2 separate regions of the Homo sapiens genome follow, and region 2 is linked to region 1. A link is a loop called in an ENCODE intact Hi-C map of the cell type or tissue named here. Cell type or tissue: psoas muscle. All regions are shown on one strand.

Region 1 (2,500 bases):
TGTATTTTTAGTAGAGATGGGGTTTCACCATGTTCGCCAGGCTGGTCTCAAACTCCTGACCTCAGGTGATCTGCCCGCCTTGGCCTCCCAAAGTGCTGGGATTACGTGTGTGAGCCACCACGCCTGGCTGATAAATAGTATTAATAACAAAATAAATGTTTAGTCTCTTCATTAATCGTATAATTCCCAAGTTTGGTTTATGTTAAAGAACCCCACCCTAATTCCAGTAATAAATCCTAGTAATACAGATACTTACCACTAAAGTTGAAGTGTGTGCACACTATTTTGAAATTGGTTCTCTGTTCAAAAAGGTAATTATTCTTTCAAAGGATTTAAGATCTTCAGTAGGATGACTATAGCTTGTACTGTATTTCAAAATAGGTAGAAGAGAATTGGAATGGTTCTAGCATGAAGAAAAGACAAATGTTTAAGATGTGGATATCCCAAGTACACTGATTTGATCGTTACAGATTATATGAATGTATTAAATTATCACACATACCCTAAAACTATGTACATCTATTATGCATCCATAAAAAATAAATAACCTTAACCTCATGAAAAAAATTAATATAATTGCATACATCTAGGGAATTTCTTACTTGAATATTTTATTTCGTATAGGTTATTTCCAAAATATACTTAGTAAAACTTAAGTTAAATAATAGAAGTGTTTTCCTCCAAAATTGGGCTCATTGTTTTGGTTGTCAATCTGTTTTTCAAATATGCTTTGATGTTACTGATAAATCAATAATCAAATTATGTAACTCATGTTTTAACTTGAGTTTTCTAGTTTGCATATACCACAAGAAAGAACAATGGTTATCTGATTCTAAGTGATTTAAAAACTCTAAAAATTTGGGGAAAGGACTCCCTTTCAGAATATTTTAAACTTCTTGACTATTTAAAAATATTTGAGAACACTTAATGCTGCCATCAGTCTTCTCTCAGAGATGATTGCTGAGCTGTCACATTAGTATCCTTTCGATGAACCTCTTTAGCAGGGTAGGGGCCCTAACAGGGAAATGTGGATGAGAGAGGGTAGATTAGGTCAGGGAAGAACCATTGCCATTTACATGTCTGCCTAGCTGTCTTGGAAAGCTAAATATTTAGGGACAAAATATCAAGTATAAAGCTAGCCTCTTTTCTATTCTTTTCTTAACGGATAAAGAAGTTTTATCAGTTGATATAAATGGAAATCAGAAACCTACATTGCTGAGCCCACAAATGAGCACATTATGAACACAGCAGGATCTCGAATTGTTTTAGGGTAAAATGAATTGGCTATCAAGATACTTATATTTTTATGGGAAAAATAGCATATTCATTATCATAGTACTTTTTATTTCCACCTCTTGATATCTTTATAAAATGTAGGTGAGGAGAATTTGTTTTGGTGTCAGCATACTGGTTCTAGAATAGTTAGCAATAGCAAAGTTAATTGGGATTTATTCTTGTAACTTTCTTGGAGCAAAGGAATTTTGAAGGGTAGGTGTGGTGGCACATGCTTGTAATCCCAGCACTTTGGGAGGCTGAGGTGGGAAGATTGCTTGAGCCCAGGAATTTGAGACCCACCTGGGCAACATAGTGAGACCCCCATCTCTACAAAACAGATTTTTGAAAATAGGTTACCAAGGCGTTTCATATATGTAAAAATGAAACTGCATATATTTTTCCTAGCTTTGCATAGCTTTTCAGAAATTTGTTTCTTAGATCATTTCTTCTCACTCTTCTTTCTAGGGAAAGGTTGGCAAACTCACCCAGGCCAGGTCTTTCCCATTGTTCATTTTTTTGTATGGGCTCATGAGCTAAGGATGATTTTGAAATTTTTAGTTTGTTGGGAAAAAAATCAAAATAATATTTCATGATACATGAAAATTATGTGAAATTCAAATTTTACTGTTATTGTTACTGAAAATTTTACTAGAACACAACCATGCTTATTCAATATTTTCTATTTATTTTTTATTTTTTTATTTTTATTGTTTTGAGTCAGGGTCTGGCTCTGTCACCTGTGCTGGAGTGCAGTGGCGCTATCACAGCTCACTACAACCTTGGCCTCCTGGGCTCAAGCCATCCACCCACCTTAGCCTTCTAAGTAGCTGGGACTACAGGTGTGTGCCAGCACACCTGGCTAGTTTTTGTATTTTGGGTAGAGACGGGTTTTCACCGTGTTGGCCTTGAACTGGTCTTGCCATTTACTGGTCTTGAACTCTGGAGCTTAAGTAATCCACCCACCTTGGCCTCCCAAAGTGCTGGGATTACAGGTGTGAGCCACTGGGCCTGGCTCAGGGTATTTTCAATGGCTGCTTTCACACTACAGTGGCAGAGGTGGGTAGTTGTGACAGAAACTTATATGGCCCATGAAACTTAAAATATTTACCATCTAGTCCTTTGTAGAAAAAGTTTGCCAGTCCTGGTTCCAGGGCTTTAGGATCCATTAAAAGACATAGGATTCTTTTAAGCTGTCATCATGTCTTATAAAGGTCTATGTTCAAAA
Region 2 (2,500 bases), 70 kb before region 1:
TTTTTTTTTTTGAGACCGAGTCTCGCTCTATCGCCCAGGCTGGAGTGCGGTGGCGTGATCTAGGCTCACTGCAACCTCTGCCTCCCAGGTTCAAGCGATTCTCCTGCTTCAGCCTCCAGAACAGCTGGGACTACAGGCATGTGCCAGCAGATCCAGCTAATTTTTGTATTTTTAGTAAAGATGGGGTTTCACCATATTGGTCAGGCCGGTCTCAAACTCCTGACCTTGTGATCCACCTGCCTTGGCCTCCCAAAGTGCTAGGATCACAGGCATGAGCTACCGTGCCCGGCCGGGTTTTGTTTTTTTTTTTTTTGAGACTGAGTCTTGCCCTGTAGCCCACGCTGGAGTGCAGTGGCGCGATCTTGGCTCACTGCAACCTCTGCCTCCCTGGTCCAAGCGATTCTCCTGCCTCAGCCTCCTGAGTAGCTGGGACTACAGGCACGTGCCACCACACCCAGCTAATTTTTTGTATTTTTAGTAGAGATGGGGCTTCACCATGTTAGCCAGGATGGTCTCAATCTCTTGAGCTGGTAATCCGCCCGCCTCGGCCTCCCAAAGTGCTGGGATTATAGGCGTGAGCCACTGCGCCTGGCCCCCCCCTTTTTTTTTTTTTCTTCTCTCCCTCTGTGTTGCCTAGGCTGGAGTCCAGTGGCATGATCACAACTCACGACCCCCTGGGCTCAAGTGCTCCTCCTGCTTCAGCCTCCTGAGTAGTTGAGACTACAGGCACATGTGACTATGCTTGGCTAATTTTTTTATTTTGTAGAGACAGGATCTCACTATGTCGCCCAGGCTAGTCTTGACCTTCTGGCTTTAAGCTCTCCTCCTGCCTTAGCCTCCCAAAGTGCTGGGATGAGCCACCACGCCTGACTGATAATGTGATCGCTTAATATACCATTTTGTCCTCTAGTTTTCAATTAAGCTGCATAGATTAATAAAAAATTAATAGAAAGATATGTAGATGTAGATATATCTCATAAATAGCACTGACTCTGTTTCTTATGAGACCATAGAATTGCTTCTCCCAAAATGAAATCAAATCAATATTTATTGAACTACCTAAGTAATTCTTTAATCTTCCAGCTTGCTTTTTCTGTCCTGGGAATTCTCTTCACCCTCCTTGGGTGAATAAGAATTTATAATAAATAAGAACAATTTGCTGTATCTATAACTTGTATTTACTCATTGCTGTGAGTAATTGAATAGTAGTGAAAGACTGTGCTGACAACAGAAAAAATGAGTATACTCTGACAAAAGTATGTGTCAAATAGATTGTTATTTCAGTTTGATTTTAGAATTTTTTTCCGTATACAGTCCAGTGCTTTTAGAATTTTGTTATGGAATTAGAAGAACAAATAGAGATTGATCTGACTAAAAAAGGTATATTGTTATAATTCTGAATCACTTAATGCTGGCCTATAGTCCCCTGCAGGTAGAGGTCAAAAGCTCCCATTGATTTTGTGACAGAAATTTGTATCAGGCATAGTAGTCTATAGTTGGAGAGGTGAGATATTAACACATGAAAATAAACAATAACACACAGAAATATGCTGTCTTGAAGTTTAGATAAAAGGATTCATGGCATTATGGCTCAAGATGTCCTGAGAGACCCTCAAGCTATAGGATTATGGCACTATTACTCCCTTAGCTCTTTGAAAACTCTGGTTTGATGCTGCGATTAGGGTTCTGTGCTGTTTCAGAGTCACAGTGAGCACAATGTGACTTTCGGATTTGGTTGTATAGGATTGACTTATTCTGACTTAACCTTTTGGAGAAATGTAAGAATTTTCTCTGATTTTAGTAGAGTACTTGACTTTTCTATATTTATTTATGAAGTTTCAGGCTCAGATTTTACATTTTACTAACAAATATTCACAGTAATTAACACTTTTTAAGGAATTAAGTAAGAATAGTTTTATTCAATGTTGAAGCAAAACAAGGTATTTGACATTTAAAAATTTTTTAAATTATTGAGTAATTTTCTAAAGAAGAAATAGCTTTATAATTTTATTTTTTATTTTTATTTTATTATTATTATTTTTTTGAGATGGGGTCTTGCTCTGTCGTCTAGGCTGGAGTGCAGTGGCATGATCTCTGGTCACTGCAGCCTCCACCTCCTGGGTTCAAGCAGTTCTCCCACCTGAGCCTCCTGAGTATCTGGGATTACAGGTGCATGCCACCATGCCTGGCCAAGTTTTGTATTTTTAGTAGAGACAGGGTTTCACTATGTTGGCCAGGCTAGTCTTGAACTCCTGACCTCAGGTGACCTGCCTGCCTTGGCCTCCCAAAGTGGTGGGATCACAGGCATGAGCCAACCTGCCCAGCTGCTTTGTAATTTTATATGATTATTAATAATACCTGCTCATTGTAAGATTTTCAGACATCTATAGAAGAGTATGAAGTAGAAGCTAAAAATCACCTCTAATCTAGCTACCCATCAGTGGTCTTTGAAAGTTTTCCTGTGGATTCTTTCAAATATTTTAATATAAAAATGGTATCT

Evidence for each region. A loop is a pair of places that touch in the nucleus more often than their neighbours do. Peaks named below come from ENCODE experiments on the same cell type or tissue, not always from the same donor. Only the 100,000 strongest peaks of a DNase experiment are listed, where the experiment ranks them.
Region 2: it touches region 1 in a loop (2.1-fold over the local background); 8 of 110 quality-filtered maps call a loop at or near these places.

The regions. Positions count from the first base shown.
Region 1 is chr3:170,103,559-170,106,058 of GRCh38, reverse strand. The region is part of intron 12 of PHC3 (polyhomeotic homolog 3); the gene reads left to right. LOC105374209 (a long non-coding RNA gene) reads right to left here. Exons shown (of 3, transcript XR_924699.3): 1 at 2,384-2,500; 2 at 257-403. Among named protein-coding and RNA genes, the nearest start is that of GPR160, 67 kb to the right of the region's middle. In psoas muscle, no CTCF peak of the experiment used is centred here; no DNase peak of the experiment used is centred here.
Region 2 is chr3:170,173,737-170,176,236 of GRCh38, reverse strand. All of the region lies in intron 2 of PHC3 (polyhomeotic homolog 3), which reads left to right. Among named protein-coding and RNA genes, the nearest start is that of PHC3, 6.7 kb to the left of the region's middle. In psoas muscle, no CTCF peak of the experiment used is centred here; no DNase peak of the experiment used is centred here.